Regions from separate parts of the Homo sapiens genome. Here region 2 is linked to region 1. Evidence: chromatin loops called from intact Hi-C (ENCODE). Cell type or tissue: chondrocyte. All regions are shown on one strand. Links, peaks and the distances in the headings refer to the core of each region. The heading gives the core; the rest is flanking DNA.

What was found. Hi-C counts contacts between places; a loop is a spot of excess contacts. Peaks named below come from ENCODE experiments on the same cell type or tissue, not always from the same donor. Only the 100,000 strongest peaks of a DNase experiment are listed, where the experiment ranks them.
Region 2: a loop joins it to region 1, with 6 times the contacts of the local background. A loop is called at or near these places in 21 of 110 quality-filtered maps.

What each region holds. Positions count from the first base shown.
Region 1 is chr6:116,527,397-116,535,396 of GRCh38, reverse strand. All of the region lies in intron 3 of TRAPPC3L (trafficking protein particle complex subunit 3L), which reads left to right. It also overlaps a transcript of CALHM4 not described here. Among named protein-coding and RNA genes, the nearest start is that of TRAPPC3L, 14 kb to the left of the region's middle. In chondrocyte, for the core only: CTCF peaks have their summits at 2,971 and 3,192 (motif pointing right); no DNase peak of the experiment used is centred there.
Region 2 is chr6:116,212,927-116,222,430 of GRCh38, reverse strand. NT5DC1 (5'-nucleotidase domain containing 1) reads right to left here. Exons shown (of 12, transcript NM_152729.3): 7 at 1,203-1,377. It also overlaps a transcript of COL10A1 not described here. Among named protein-coding and RNA genes, the nearest start is that of TSPYL4, 36 kb to the left of the region's middle. In chondrocyte, for the core only: CTCF peaks have their summits at 3,917, 4,129 (motif pointing left), 5,040 and 5,250 (motif pointing left); no DNase peak of the experiment used is centred there.

The sequences.
Region 1 (8,000 bases), core at 1-8,000:
ACAAGGAGCTGTGATCCTCACCAGTAGATGAGCACTGGCCTAACCATGTCCAATGTAGTGGAGATTAAAAAGGAAGAGTCCACATCCTGCTGATCCACATTCCCACTGTGTGACTCCAAGCAAGTTGCTTAAGCTGTCCAAACTTTGGTTTCCATATTTGTCAGAAGAGACCTCTTTCAGCTGTCATTCTTCTGAATTTCAGGTGTTATTTTCACTAGCTATCATCTGCACATTGAATTATAATCATAAATAGCTGAGTGTGGTGAATGTAGCTTCCAAAGCCTCCTGCAGAGCATCCATCCATACCTTCTAGTTACTGACAATGTTTATAACTGCTCGGCCTTGCACAAATTATGTTTGTCAAAGTTGAGAAGCTTTTTGCTCTCAGGTCCATGTCAATATGATGATTACTCTGAGGGACGTGGGGGAATTTATCATTTTTCAGTGTAAATATCACATTACTTTGTTGTCACAGTAAGAAGGGATTTTTAAATACAGCATAAAAAGACTTAAAAAACTTGAAACCCCGATTTTTAGGTTTAAAAAATCAGCATCTAATATACTGTACTTGTTGGAAATTCTGGAAAGCAAAAGAAGAGAACTTTTCTTTTATAGTATAAATTGAAATTTTACCTTAATTAAATAATGTGAGCAATGATTTTGGGGGATGAGTAATAAAAAATCAAGGAAATGATCATAGGAAGCAATATGAATGAGGGTGCCTAAAGCAGGGAAGTAAATCTAAGTGGTGAATTTTGTAAGCATAAACTCTAGGACAAAAGATTTAGGCACATAATCCAGAGAGAAAACAGAATAGCAGGGGGAATTTTTTTCCCAGTGGGTGAATCATTTTTATTTCAATAAAATGTTCCATTTGAGATTAGAGTTGAGTGTACACAGAAAAATTTCAGCAAATCATACTAGTCATATTTTTTTTTCTTCTGCTTCTGATCTGAATGCACAAGACTGCTATGACTGAATCTATAGGACGAATGAAAATATTTCAAGCCAAAACTCCTGAGCTGCTTTAGAATGGAGACAGCATGAGGGCTATAGATTTCCAATCTCCAATACAGATTTGAAGCACTGATTTGACACTTCAACAAGGATGTCCAAATCTGATTTTATTAGACATTTTCAGAGGGGAGTCCCACAGCTTGGAAGGCGAGCCAGAGAGGTTTCAGTCAGGAGACAGGAATCACACAATCATTTCAAAATGAAAGGTTGAATATAAAACATTATTAGCTATTTATAGGGGATTAGCTACTGAGAAAGGGGAAAAAAAAAACGCACTACAGAATTTATGGGTGAGAGTTGAGTACCCAAAGGAGGAATCCTTTTTAGACAGAGTTCCACTTCTTAAGGCTGGGATTCAAATCTTGTTGGGGAAGGTATGATTACAGACTATGGATAGTGGAGAAGGCTGCTGTGTTGCTAGACTCAGACTGCCGGCAGGGAACAATGGGCTAAACCTTGCAATCAGGAAACTCACATTAGGGTGTAAGTGGGCTGATGGGGACAGTAAGAAAACTATAAGCTGGAAGTAGCAAGTTAGGAAGGAAAGGCCACTGGGTATTCTATGCCCTGCCAGTCACAATTCACAGCAGGAGCAAGCCAACAAAAGGCACGCTAGAGACAGAAGAAAAGCCCCTTCTTCCTGCAGTGTCCCTGCAGCACCTTCTTCTGGCCAAGGAGAAATGTCTGCATGATGGAGCTCTAGCGTTACAAGTAGGGCATTGAACAGCAGGTTTTAAGCTGAGAGGCAATAATCTGACAACCAGTACAGAAGGCATGAGCCGAGCCAACCTGATTGTTACTTACATTTCTATTGCCGTTTTAAATTTTGGTGGCCTCACGTTTGACCCTATCCTACCTGCTCTCTCACGCTGGAATTATTCTGGCCACTCAGTGCAACTCTAGCTGTCTGGTGGAAGGAAGAGGTGGCAAATGAAGCCACGTGTTTTTCTTGCTAGAGTGGTGTCAACTTCTTGCCACTGAAGACACAAAATAGGCTGAAGAGCACAATTTTCAGTGTGCAAACTTTTCTTCTGAAATAAAGACTTTTTGTTAAATACTGTGAAATTTGTTAAATACAACCACTACCTCTTTTTTCCTACAAATTTCTTCAACTTCTGCAACCAAATCTATGTTCGCTTTCTCAATCCCTCCAATGACTATAAATCTACTGTCTCTATTTGACTGCTGTTAGAAGTGCTGTTAAATGACACTGTGGCCAAGAACTCCAGAATATCACCCGCCAATAATTTATACTTTCTTCCGTGGAAGCCCAAGGTGGTGATATGCAAGGATAAATGGCAGACTGGCCCTTAAGCTACCACCCAGTGAAAGATGTAGCTGGGGGCTTAGACTTAAAGCCTGCCAGTGGGTCTCATAGGCTTTAAATTAACCAAGTTGACGTTCTGAAATGTTCATTAGATCTTTCTGTGCCAAAGGGAGATAATTAGTTTGCATTATGTGAAGCAAGAGTTGTAATGTTAAGATAAGTAAGCAAAAATGACAAAGCAACTTTGTAAAGGTAAGGGAACCCATGATTAACCTTACTTAACCTACCTTTATTATGAAAGCAGAGCAATGTAAGTCTGCATTTTAGTTTAATGTTTTAATCAGTTTGTGAGATTCAATTTTATCGTGTTTTGTGCCTGTTGATCTTCCAACGATTTGCTGTTGACCAGCTTATTTTGTACATAGTTCCAGTCTACATCTAAAGAAAGCAAAAATGTTTCACAAAAGTGGAAGTAATACAGTTTCCCAAAGTTATGATAATACTAGTAAATTTTGTTTAATTTGATTCTTTATTGTATTAGCCAGTGAAGTTGCCTTTCATTTACAATTTCATTTCCCCATCAGATCTGTAAGTTTTTCCAAAGGAGGGATCATTTATAGCATTCTTGGGATTTGGTTCACCAGGTAAATCCACACCTGTTGACATTTATTAAATACTGTTAAAGTGAACTTAGAAAATACTAGAAAAACCGGCCGGGCGCGGTGGCTCACGCCTGTAATTCCCTCTCTCAGGGAGGCAAGACGCGGAAGGATAGCTTGAGCCCAGGAGTTCGAGACCTGCCTGGGCAATATAGCGAGACCCCGTTCTCCAGAAAAAGGAAAAAAAAGACAAAAAAGAGAGAAAATACTAGAAGAACTTTTCACATCTACACCCTGTTGCTCCTCCTAGTCTGTCCAGAAGAGGGCAGTGCTCCACATTTGTCTTTAAATGAAAGACTCCTACCCTGTCTGCTCAATACTAACACTACATGCAGAAGCAGCCCTCTTATTTCAAGCAATTTTCATTACACTGAAAATCAGTGCTCTAAAAGTACCTGGTTGTTCACAATAACAAATCCACAGCAACAAGATTTAAACTGCGGTAGGATCCTGAACAGGACAATAACTGATTCTTATTAAATAATGACAGCGAACTCAACTTGGTAATTTTATTGAAACATTTGTTTTTTCCATTATTGTTTATTATATTATATTTTAAAATTAAATATAAATTAAATATAAATAAATTTTAATTATATTAAATTGTATATTTATTATTGTTTTTTCCATTATTTATTATATGAGTGTAGAAGGTTTCAGAAGAGGGATATTCATTCTGCTACTCTGAGGTCAACTGTGATTTAAAATGCAAATATTAAGTAGGTAACCAAATCATTACATAGTGCATTTCATATTATTATGGAAAATGCTTGAAAATTATCCTAAAATTCATCATGGAGCCAAATTGTGTTAGGTAGACTCCTTTAGGTTACCAGCATTTGGTTTATGTCAGACCTTTAGGGTTTATTGTAGAGATATTCTGGGACACGATAATCAGACCCCATGAAAGAACCAAAATGGGAAAATCCTTACAGTTTTAGTCTATCTTGAACCCTCAGCAGCAAGTCTTTGTGGTTCTCTACTTCAGTCCTGTGCCATTTTCATGACTCAACCCTTCTCTGCTTGTTCTGCTCTTATAATTACCTACTAATATCTTTCCATTTTTCTTTTCCTTCTCTCCACCTCACTGCTTCTGGTGTTTCACAGTTTTTGTTGCCTCATGGCTTCTGCTTACTCTCTTTTCTCTGGGTGTCATTTGCATTCTGCCCAATCACCCAAACTGTGACTTTCTCTATGTGTTTCATATTTAAAGTCCCAAAAAGAGAGTCTTTAACCTGTCCAGCCAATCACTAGCCCTGTGTTAAGTAGAGTTTCATGCTAGGTCACTTCCAGGGCTCTAGCCAAGCTATGAACTGACTGTCCAGGCTCACAATGCCCACCCTAATCCATTAACTGTGGCCAGAATGGCAGGATAATTAGATAGAACATGGTGATCATAGGGAGCCCCTCAGGAAGGGAATCTGGGTATGAAAAACATTCCAAGATTTTCCAAAACAGGGCAAAGTAATTGACAAATATCTTGTTCTTCTTGTCTAGGAAATTAGTAACATATATATATATATATATATATATATATATATATATATATATGAGTCTCACTTTATCTATGAACCTTCTGCTCACATTATTTATGTTACTGATGCTGGTGTTTGTTTTTCTTTGTTTCAGAGCTAGAATTTGGGGCACGTAACTAGTGTTGCAGACTCCATTTAGTATGCTAACTGTAAGGTATTGAAGTAGACAAAACTGTCTTTGTTATACATTTGCAGATAATAATAAAGAAAGCAAACACTTCAAAATAAAATGACTCTGCACTTGGAAGCAGTCAAGTGAAACCACATTGTTAATGCAAAGTAAATATTTTAGACCATTAGCAAGAGTGGGGCAGACATTATTCAGAACAGTGAGCTCAGAGGAACGCTTTGGTAGAAGGGAGATAACTAAATTCTCCAAAGAAAAATGATGTTGTGCTACAATAGGTAGTATTAGGTTTCCCTTTGAACTTCTTATAAAGGAACCAATTACAAAAGTTTGCTCTGGTCATCTAATCCTGTGGGGCTTTTTCTTTTGTTACTCTTTTTTCTAAGTCTTTTTCAGTCCTTTCTCTTGACATTCTGTGTGTTTTCTTTTTTCAAAGAATGTTAGCAGAGACAATCTGATTTTTAATGTGAATAGGAAAAGTGCCCAGATGAAATGAACTTAAACCAGGGCATTCAAGTCAGAGACAGTAACATATCTTAGGCTGTTTTTTCCTTTTTCTTAAAAAGGAGGGGGGGTGGTTTGTTCCTTATGCTTCTGTATTTTACTTACTTTGCTTTTTTTTTCTAATTATATTTGGCTTCCTTCATTTTCTAAATAACATGCATCTTAAAAACAAATACTTCTCTAAAAGTCACCATATTTCACAATTCTGGGTCTAAGTCTAGATGTAATGCACCCAGTATGATGCACAACACTTGAATTTTGCTGCCATCATAATGCTGTGCATAAAATGGGGAGGCATTTTTTTTCCTGTCCTCTGAATGTTCTTTCTTTTACTAGGATGAATATGTAAAACTCAGTTTTAGAGTTGCTTTCCATTCCTCAACCCTCTTCCGCACACACTCCTCTTACACACAACTTACTTTATGGTATAGGCTCAGAAATGCAGCCTGGGGGCCATAAAATAAAAGACCTGGAACCTGTTTATTTTCATTCAATCTCTGCCCTTCACTTGGTTAAAATCTCTCACTGATATTGTGGAGACTGATTTTTGCTGATGGTCCTCTCAAAAAGTGACTCATTCATGCTGCATTCACCTCATGAGGGTGGAAGGCACATCATTGCAACTGCCTACCTGTCAACCTCACCAGATGACATGTAACTTCTGCCTTGCAGGACATGGAGAGGGGGTTCTGTGCTCTCCACATAGACACTGAAGGCAGATACGAATGGTGGACAACTTCCACTCAGCTCCAATCTACTTTACCTCGAGCAGCACAGTGCTCTGTCTACCAAAAGCAGCCTGACAGGAAATCCCTAACTGTAGGGTGGGAAGCAGGAGGGTGCATGGAGGCTACCCCATATTTCCCTTCCATTAGACAGCCAACAGTTGTGACTCTGTTAGTTACAAAGATTCTAAAATTTTTTAATATCTCGCCACTGTCTTATCTTAGAATAACATGTAAATAGATATTTGAGAAATTAGCTGTTATTGTACATGCCTCCCACCCCAGCCAAAAGATTGAAGTAGGAAACCCAGGTATTGGAACGGAACAGAGTCCCCAGGGTCTAGTGAGATTTGCAACCCAGGCATTCCTTACCACGCACAGAGCTGAAGGGTTGCAGCAAAGCCAAGTGAAAGGCTCAGTTATTCACCTGAAGAGTCAGGACAAATGTGGAGAACACAGGTTCACAACAAACCAGGTAGAAACAGGAGACCCGGTCAGAGAGAGCAGTTCTCAGCACAGTGTAGGCAGGGGAGGACCCAAGGGTAAAACACCGTATATGCCTCATTCTCAACATTTTTCTAAGATTACTAATCCCTGTAATCCCTCAACAACTACAACAACAAAGGAAACTTATCAGATAAGCCTAAAAATAAAATCTTTCTTTGCTCGTCCTGTTTTTCAAAGGCTAACTCAAAACCTAATTGTAAGAGCCTATTGAATTGCTTTTCTTTTTTCCACTCTTTTCAACATACTATATTAAAATAAAATAAGTGGGAGCCCTTGGTAAACAGGAATTGAATTCCATGGAAGTCACAGCCCAACACAACACAACATTCCAGAGAAGGCTGGCATCACAGTTAGCTGAATGTCAGACCATTTTCCTATTTAGTAGCAGTTTTGAGTAGAGAAGGGAGCGGAAATCAATTAAAAGGAAAGAAAAATTCTTTGTGGTAATAAAATTCTCAATATTTAAAAAATGATGAATATTCACAGCAAAAACAATTTATAAATTATTTTAAGACATCTTACAATTTGGGCCAGAAATATGGCAGATAGATTATTAAAAACATGAAACTTGTTTAAACAAGCATAACCACTTAGGCTTGTTTCTCCCCACTGAATAGGCAAGAACTGCCTTATGTAATCACTCACCCATTTGGTCTATTCCGCTTTGTACCTCTGGGAGGGGTGAAAAAGGAAAAATGTAGGAAATTTTCTTTTGTGGAAAAGCATATGTGTACAGCCACAAGCTTTGTGGATTTTGAGACTGATTGGATCAAACCCAGAAGGCCACATCCACTGTTTATGGCAGAGTTCCAACATGAAGGCAAAGCACCTGCAGAGGAATTACCCTTAAACTTTTATTATGACTGCATTTGCATAATATTATTTTTTCTTTCATCACAGAGAAGAATCTCTTAGGGGTTGATTCTTAGTAAATTCTGCAAGTCACTAAATAACTTAGCACTGCCTCTCACCTTCCTTATGAATGTCCATCTTCCATTTTTGTTCATAATCAGGACTTACAAGAAATCTGGCTGCATGTAGATGTCATTTTTGCTCTATTACTAAAAATACTCTAAGGGAGAAGTTTTTTTAAATTTTACTTTATGTTCTGGGATACATGTGCTGAACGCGCAGGCTTCTTACATAGGTATACATGTGTCATGGTGGTTTGCTGCTCCTATCAACCTGTCATCTAGGTTTTAAGCCCTGCATGCATTAGGCATTGGTCCAAATGCTCTCCCTCCTAGGGGAGAAGTTTTGAATCTTCCGGGTATCCCAGCACATGAATATCTAGGCTGCTCTGCCTTTGCATTGAAGATTATTGGTTTTATTTCTGCTGTTTAAGTTATTTGGATGAAACTCATGTGAAACTGACTTATGAAACTGTAGGGAAGGCAAAACTTCACCTCTATCCTCTTAGGATTTTTTTTTAAAGTTGTCCTGAGAATTAAATTGACATGAGACAGATCAACAGAAAAAAAGCATACACATTTACTTAACACATAGCATGGGAATCTTTTTTTTTTTTTTTTTTTTGTTTTGAGACGGAGTCTCGCTCTGTCGCCCAGACTTGAGTGCAGTGGCTCGATGTCGGCTCACTGCAAGCTCCGCCTCCCCGGTTCACGCCATTCTCCTGCCTCAGCCTCCCGAGTAGCTGGG
Region 2 (9,504 bases), core at 1-8,000, 310 kb after region 1:
AGGACTCACTATTACAATGGGGGAAACAGTATTTACCCAACATTCTAGAATACTTTTACAAATCCAAACAGCAATACATAGAAATTAAGATGAAGAAAGACTATGGTTATCTATGCTAATAAAAAAGGAATTAAAATCCAGATTGTTCATTTTAAAGCATGGGCCCACTACTAGGATAGCAAATGTCTCTATGAGAGGCACCTTCTAAGACATCCAGGACTTTAGCCTTAATTCACCCAAAAGATGCATTATTATGTATCAGCCTGTATATTATTCAGAAAGCAGGAATTCTACTCACAGATTCTAAGCATACCATAGAAGAAACTAAAGCCACACATGCTAAGGAACATGGAAATCATGATGCTAAAAGGGCTGGTGAAGGTAGGTTTTAAGGCTCAAACTTGCTCCATACTCATGGCAATTCGGTATTTGATGGAATTTGAGGAAACATTAGGGGAGACCTAATGACTCAGGTAGAATCTCGCTTTGACCATAGACATTTCCTGGTATTTCCCACAAGAATAAGTATTTACACACTGAAGTCTATCAACTATTCCTGTCTAATTCTCTACCTGTATTATGCTATTTAAATATCCCCTCATACCCACAAGGAATTACTGTACCATTTTTATGACGGCAAAATTGAAGCTTAAAGAGGTTATAAAACCTGCCCCAGGTAATACAGTAAACTGCAGAGCGGGGCTTGAAATCAAGTCTGTCTTACTTTAAAGTCTATGCAATTATACTGCCTTCATTCTCATGAATTCAATCCCATCATGGCTGTGTTAAACAGTAAAATACATGGCTCCGCACGGAAATGACTAAAGAGTGGCTGTACTCCAGGTATCTGTGGAGGAGTATAACCTACAACTCAGAGTCCCTCAATCATCGTCCAAAGATGAGAAACCAAATTCATGGAAAACTGAAGGATATACAGTTTACCACCTTCTAGAAAACCTAAAACCTGGACATTCGGTGAGCTATGAGCATACTGGTCCCCAATAACACTGCTTTGCTAAAATGTACTTGGTTGGGCTGCTGTCAGCAGAGATTGAGGTATGTCATGAGAAAAAAAATCAACTTGTCACTCAGCATTGTTTAAAATAATGATATGGTCATGGCTGACACTTTTAAAAAAGCCCTGGTCTAATTTGCTATCTGTATTTCATAAGACAATGAAAACTGAATGACTCATCACTCACCCAAGAATATATTCGCAGAGAAGTCTACAGTAATCACTGTGAGAACTGGTAATTAACAGAAGAATTTTCCCAGCATTCTTTAGCTGTCGAAGCCATTTTTTCACAGATTCAGGACAACTATGTAAATATCTGCCTGGATCTCTTTTTATTTCTGGAAAATATATTCCACAGTTTTCTGAAAAATAAAAATATCAATGAGGTTTTTCTTTTTAAACATTTTTTGACTAAATATATTCTCTAACAAGTTAATCTCTTTCAAATCTATAGATAAAACTAAAAGGATAAGAACAAGGTTTGACCGACCTAGCAATTATGCCAATACTACTTGCTTTTTAAGAATAGTTCTTTACTTGAAAACACAATATTGTTTGAAAATGTTAGTTGATAATATTCGCTGGCTATTTGACAAGAACTGATAAACTGTTAAAACAGGTAACACAAGAAACACAATATGATCAGCATTTTCAAATGCTGTAAGAGAAAACCTTACATTTGAAATATCAATTGTTACAAATACTCTTTTAATTATTCAATGAATATTTGCTGAATACAGACAAGAAACAAATCAACACTCAGATATTGCACCAGGATCACATCTTTTGCATAAATAGCCAAGAAGGGCGATGAGTTCCTCAGAGTCACAGTTTGCTATTTCAGATGGAATCTATACTAGGGGAGCCATTCTATAGCCTCTGAGAAGTGCTGAGATATCAAAATGGAAAAATCGGTGCAAAATAGGCCAGAACAGGCCAAAAGGCACTGTATTTGACAGGGAACAATGAATGACTCGCATCACTGAAGCGGGGTTGCTTGCTCTGCCCCTTTAGAGTGGCCACGGGGTCTGGCTGAGCTCCAGGGCAGATGGTGGCAGTGTTTCCAGATGTCCTGACCAGACTTACCCATAGTGCTTGACCCAATGCCTTTAAAGTTGTGGGTACTTAGCAGGCAATTGCAGATTTAGTTGAAATGTTACTAGATTCATAACACATACTGTTCTCAGAGCATGATAGAACTAGTAAGCAGATAAAAAGGATTCAAGATTTTACTTTCTCTAATTGTTAGGAAAAGGACACATGCATAGACAAAAAAAAAAAAAAAAAAAAAAAGGTTAAACAGCTTGTACTGAATGATAGAGTCTGCAATAGCTAGATATGGGATACATCCGTGACTCTCTCCAGTGTGAAACACTTGAAATACTTGGCAGTTATATTTCAAGAATATCAGGACATCAGGAAGAAGAGTTGTTTTTTTTTTTTTTTTTTTTTTTGAGACAGAGTCTCACTCTGTCACCAAGCTGGAGTGCAGTGGCATGATCTCTGGCTAACTGCAACCTCCGCCTCCCGGGTTCAAGTGATTCTCCTGCCTTAGCCTCCCTAGTAGCTGGGACTACAGGCGTGTGCCACCACGCCCAGCTAACTTCTGTATTTTTAGTAGAGACGGGGTTTCACCATGTTTGCCAGAATGGTCTAATGGTCTTGATCTCTTGACCTCACAATCCGCCCACTCTGCCTCCCAAAGTGCTGGGATTACAGGCATGAGCCACCATGCCTGGCCAGGAAGAAGAGTCTTTAAGTGAAACAAAAACGAACAAATAAAAACAAAAAACGGTAGCAAATATTGTGGTCTGCCTCCCCACATCCATCTCCCTCTTTGCTGGGGAGTGCTCTGATATTGTTTCGGGTTTCATCTTCCTCTGAGGGGGTCTGTGATGCTAGGAAGGGCAAGGGTCTCTATCAGTCTACACCTATCACAGTTATTCCCTCCTCCTGTCATTGAATTGTTTAGGAAGTGCTGGGGACCCAGGCATGGCAAATGAGACCTGAGGAGAACTTTGCTGCAGGATCCTGAAGTAATGTATACCACTGATAAAAATAAACCTATAAAGGGGGGAATATCCCCTCTTCTACTACTGGACTTTCCCATGATTATAAATTCTATGTAGAACTGCAGCGGTTATCATCAACACAAAGCACGAGTCTGATATACCAGAGATGGCGGAGTGGACATATGAAAGGAAACAAACCTGGGTCCCTGATGACATCACTGGGTTTCTGCTTTTGTTTCTGTTTTTGAGACAGGGTCTCGCTCTGTTGGCCAGACTGGAGTGCAGTGTGGCACGATCATGACTTACTGCAGCCTTAAACTCCTGGGCTCAAGTGATCCTCCCACCTCGGGCCTCTGAAAGTGCTGTGATTACAGGCATGAGCCACTGTGCCTGGCCACCACTGGATTTCTGATTAAGTCACTGACTAACTCTAACCACCACTGGAAGTACCATTCAACTTCTGGACAACCTCTGGTTGTGTAAAATAACTCAATTTAGTAATAGCTTAAACATTAAGGTTATTTATTATTTGCAACTTAAAGCATCATGATTCAGAAAATATATTGCATGAATATCATAACCAGACCAAAACTAACAAAAGAAATAATATTTTGCAATATGAGAATAATATTTAGAAGACCAAAAACAAAAACAAAGTTTTTGCTCTTTTTATATTTTGCCCTACAGGAACTTCTGTGTGTGAATCTCTAGGATCTATTTTTAACATGCCAGAGGCTATATAATAGCCCTTTAAAAAAATTAAAATATATTCTCTGTTTCCCAGGGAAGAGGAAGTACTAGTAAGAAAAGGTCAGTTTAAGAAACAGATGATAATAATAAATCTAAATGGCTAAGAATAGAGAAGTTTGATGAGTGGATGACTGCTAATTTCAGAGGCTGTGTCTCTCTCGTAACTTACTATACCTAAGGGAGTCAGATGTGAGATTATTTCACTTAGAAAAACAAAGCTTTTGTAGCAAGAAGAATTTTATGGGCTACGTAAGAAAAAAATTTATAGTGTGTAATGCTGAAAACATAGACTTGCTTTCAGAAAACTTGAGAAAAAATTATTTTTTCTTAGCTATATGTGCTTAGTGCCATCTAGTGATCAAAATATAAATTACCATTAAAAAGCTACTGTTAACATTTCCAAAGGAATAAAAATACAAGGCATACGCATTTAAATACAATATTTTAAATTTCTTACCTAGGTTAATTGCATTAGTATCTCAATTAATAATGTCTGATTCAAAAGAGTACCAATATAATAATTTAATCAGATAAAATTATTCTCTGAAGTCATAACAGAGATGTCCTTGTTTTGTTCATAAGCCAGACTGAAATGAACAAACTAAAAAAGACAAGCCCTGTACAAACACATACCCAATGGTAGATTATGAGTTGCTCTTACTACAAAAGATCACTGTCATGGAGAAAATATTTTTGCCCCCTTGTAACCTCCAATTATTAAAGGAATAGGAGACATAATTATACAAATAGAAACATCTTTTTATTGAAATAAGTCAAGGTATTAAATCAAATGAAGAGTTATGTTAAACATACTACAATGGATTATAATTGTCTATTAAATTATATCCCCCAAAGAAACTATAAACTTCTAAAGGCAAGAAATATATCTTTCTGCTTGGCATGGAGCAAGTATTCAACATATGAATACCTAAATTAGTGCAGGAGCAGACACAGGAACATTTATGTTTCCTTACATTCAAGGCAAGAGTATGATTAGTACCATATAGCCAAACTGAAGTGATAAAAATAATATTATTCATGTATGATTAAGGCAGCCTATGAAAAAAGTCATGTTTAATTATGATACTAATTAACACTGATTGAACAAAATGGAATTTAGACCTAAGATGGAAAGGAGTGGTATTGTTTGTTCTTAACTCACAAAGAAGCCTGTGTTTTCACTTAACCTCCAAAGGAATTCTATTTCACTGCCACTTTATGTAACTTATTTTCCTGGTTTTTCCACCACTCTTATATCCTTTGATGCTGATATTTTCTAGGTCCAGATGAGATTTAAAGGAAATTCTTTTAATAAGCTGATTCTAAGGAATAAAAGTTTAGCTCTCCTATGTTAAAAAAACTGGTTAATGTAGAGTGACAGAAATAATACCAAAGTGTTGCAACAGTCTGATATGCACATCAAATGGCCTGAATACACCAAACAGGATATAGGGACCTCTCGTGGTAAAAAAGTATAGTACAACCTGAATATTAAAAACAGTTTTTTTCAGTTTAACAGACAATTGTGCCACATCACTATTTCTATCATCACTGAATAAGCTTTTTCTTGTTAACTGTATCACTACTGTTTGCATGATTTTTGGCCAGAATTTTCAAAGCTGCTGTCCGAGGGGACTAGAGATGCCAGGATGCTAACACTTCCATGGTCAGCCTCCAAATAAGGTCTGTTGTTTCCATTGCAGAATATAATTTAGAAGAGATTTAAATATTTACAACCTTTACAAGTTATATAAGAGCACGCTAGTGAACAGCTAAAATGCCTAGCGATGAACTGTTTAAATGTACTTGCTGTAGAGATGATATAATTAATTTTCTTAAAAGAAGAAACTTCTTTGCTAAGAGACACTGAAATATTTGTTGGAGGATAAAAGAGATAAATTTATTTTGTTTATTTATAGGTGGCAAAAAATAAAATTAAAATGTATTAAAACAGATTTGCTGTTTATATAACAAAATATATGGTTTATATCTAATATTTTATAATTAAATAAATAAATCTAGAATATCTAGATTGTGTAAAGTGAAAATCTATATGCTAAACATAATACTTGGAAAGTCTCTCAAATAAAAGCTGGGAAATGAAGTACAGAATATGAGAGAAAAACATAATATACAAAATTTACATTTTAACAGTATCTGATTTCCAGATCTGTAATTTAATTTGCATATCCCGGCCCTACTCCAAAAATTCTGATTTAATTGTTTTGGGGTAGGGCCACAACATTGGTATTTTTTTTTTTAAAGCTTCCCAGGTAGTCCTAATGTGCTACCAGGATTAAGACTTGTTGACCTAAAATATAAAATATAAAATATAAAAACCAGAATTCTTACTATTATTTTCTGTGTATTTTGCCTGCTTCATTGGAAATCACAGGCTCTCAGAGGGCAGGGACTTTTGAATTTTATAGTATCTTTATTACCTAACATATAGCCTTGTACATGTTAGGTAATCAACAAATAATAACTGTTGCCAATTATCTTAAATGTCATTGTGGTTGATGATCTTTAAAGTGTTTACTCTTACACTATACCAATTAAGCATGGTACTCTAGATTTAGTTAAGTATTGTGAATACAGAATGATGGATTTCATTCCTCCTTTGAAAGGAGGATTCCTGGAAAAAGTGTATATTATGGAATTCTTTGAAAGAAAAATTATTCGAACAGTTTAAATGAGTATAGACAAGCCAAACAGACTCCTTTATCTCTCCAAAGCCATCAAACTGCCTGACTCTGTGCTGAATACAGTCTATAAATATGATTTTGGGTCGGCAGTATTTTAAAATTTTTGGATGTTAATGTCCTTGGACAGTATTACATATGTATTGTAATAGTTTACCCACAATCCCACCACGCCATATTGTCTGCACTTGGCCTAGTCAACTCCCCTGTTGCCATCAGTTTACAACCTATTTTTTCTCCTATGATATCAGAATGAATCATTCTAAAAGAACCTAGTTTCCTCTTTCCGACATGGTTACTGGACAGACAACGTAAATGTGGAGAGAGGTTTTTGAAGGTCTGCCTGGTTTTATTCAAAATATAACAAATCCTTTAATGAGGACGCTGACAGCTGGGAGGGTCAGCAGATGGATCTGATGACAGAATCACATACAATAATATCTGGACAGGCTGTAAAGTCGACAAGGTGACTCAGTGAGGTACAATTTCATAGGGAGAGATGAAATCTTACCAGGTTGAAAGCTCAGCCATACAGGCATAACATTGGAGGAGCTGTTGTTTGTCAGCAACTTCAAAATATAGAGCTTACAGTCAGCTTAGGCTCCACAGTATAGACAAAGTAAAATAAAAAGTTTGGAGACCATGTTTTGCAATTTATTTAGTTACTACTATGTACTTTTGATATCATGTTTCTGGAAAAATATTTCTGCTCCAGAAAGCTGGGTAAGAAGCATGTGTCCTCCTTTATAACCCTAGGCATCTTATCTTCATGTGCTCCGTATTATCCAATTAGGTGATTAGATTGTAGAGCTACATTAATATCAGTACAATGTTCAGAACCAGGAAAGCAATAATTTCCACTCTTTTAATCATTTTCAGACTAAACCTTGATAACTGGGTTCTATTCTGGATGACACTTTTCACAAGAAAGTGTGTCCAGAGAATGATGATGTTAACAATTCCTATGCCCCCCACCCTAGAGACCTCTGGTGGAGCCCCAGAGATACACACTGGCCAATCAGACATTTACAAACCTGTGAAACAGGCAGCTTCAAAGGACCGTTTAATCTTAGAGTTGCTTGAGTCTATGCCTCCATGGTGATGTCCAGCCAGATAACTCTTTTTTTTTTTATTATACTTTAAGTTTTAGGGTACATGTGCACAACACAGATAACTCTTTAGCCACAATGAACACCCATTTCCACAGTGTTTCTCCTCCTCTAAAATGTCTTTGCATTTTGAATATGATATTTCAAAAACAGACTTTTGGTAGAGTAGTGGGTCTCAAAATGAAGGTAAATTAGAATTATCCAGAATGCTTTCAAAAATACTCCTAGAGTTTCTGATTCAGTAGGTTTGGGGTGGGGCCTGAAGATGTGCATTTCTAACAATTTCTCAGGTCAACTGACAGTCCAAGAACCACACTTTGAGAATTACTTCAGTAGAATACCCCTATAAAACCAGACAGCTTTTTGAAAGCCTTTTTTCTCCTAGCAGAACATGGTCCTCACTATTTCGGCTAGAAGTGCAAAACCAGATTATGCATATTTAACGTTATCTGATAAAAATGCTCAAATCTGTGTCTGTGTTTAAAAACATTTTAAGTAAAAATCTTTTTAAGTAAAATAGAATTTATTTTTATTTCCTTTATAAGAAGGATATATATGAGAATAAAGACCTGATGAACTGTTTTATGTTTTTTCAGTGTACTATTTGACATTCACTTTCATTTCTGAGCCTTGAGAGCAATACTCTTGCATGTAAAGTAGAAAAAGCACACACTTTGGAGTCAAATGGCCTAAGTTTGAATCCTAAGTTTGTAAGTGGTTTGCCACTTACAGTATCAGGATTTTTGAGAAATTTACTTAAAAATTTTAATTCTTAATTTCTTCACCTATAAAATCTCATTAAATTATGGAGAAGAAAGCCAGGCACAGTGATGTGTGCCTATAGTCCCAGCTACTTGGGAAGGTGAGGCGGGAGGATCACTTGAGCCTAGCCTAGGCAACACAGAGATATCCCATCTCTTAAAAAACAAAAAAAAGTAGTGTGGGTAAAGTATCCATCTCATAGTGCTTGGCACAAAATCCCCAATAAGAATTCCCTTCCACCCCTTCTACTTACCTAGACACAACTCTTTCTGATCCTTTTGCAGGGAGCCTATCACTAGAGGTGAAATAGGCAGGATCCTGTGCCTGTTACAGCACTTCTCAAAGTAGCATTAGTTTTTAGTAGCTCATTATAATTGAAGGGGCATTTTCATGTTCTCCTACATGTGATCTACACATAGAACAGATGTTAAATTTATTGAATATAAAACATTATAGAAGATGTGAAGTGGATTGAGTTTCCAAGATGGACACAACAATATCTCCCACCTCATATGTCTAGAGTTGGAGTTAATTGTTCCATTCTTTTATATCTGGAGAGGTTATTTTACTGCTTTGACCAATAGAATGCAGTGCGAATGACCCTGTGTTAGTTCCAGGTGTAGCCCTTAAATGGCCTGGCAGCTTCGACTCCTTACCTGTTGGAAGTCATGTGCCATGTAAGATGTGCAACCAATCTGAGGCTACCTGAGATGCTGTGAGGAATAGGTTAGATGAAGAATTTGTGTTGTAGGTGCTCCAACTGCCAGCCCCAGCTGAGTGTTGAGCTAAAAGCTTCAACTGCAAGACATAGTGAGCCCCTTGGACATCCAGCCCAGTCATGCCTTCAGAAGACTACTGTCCCCACTGACATCTGACTGCAACCACAGGAGAGACCCCCACGTTTAGAAGCACCCAACTAAGCCCAGAATCCATAAGTGACATGATACTGAGTTTTGTGTGTTGGTATCCTATGGAGCAATAGATAATCTAAACAAGATGCTTTGGAATAAAGTCCCAATTTTAATTATTATCTCTATGCAATTCAAGATAAAATATTCACAAATCCTTTTAGAAACAGATGAAATAAAAGTAAACAGGCTCTAAATTGTTTTTCTTCACCTCCAAAAAATAACTCAAAGGTTTCTACTGCATAT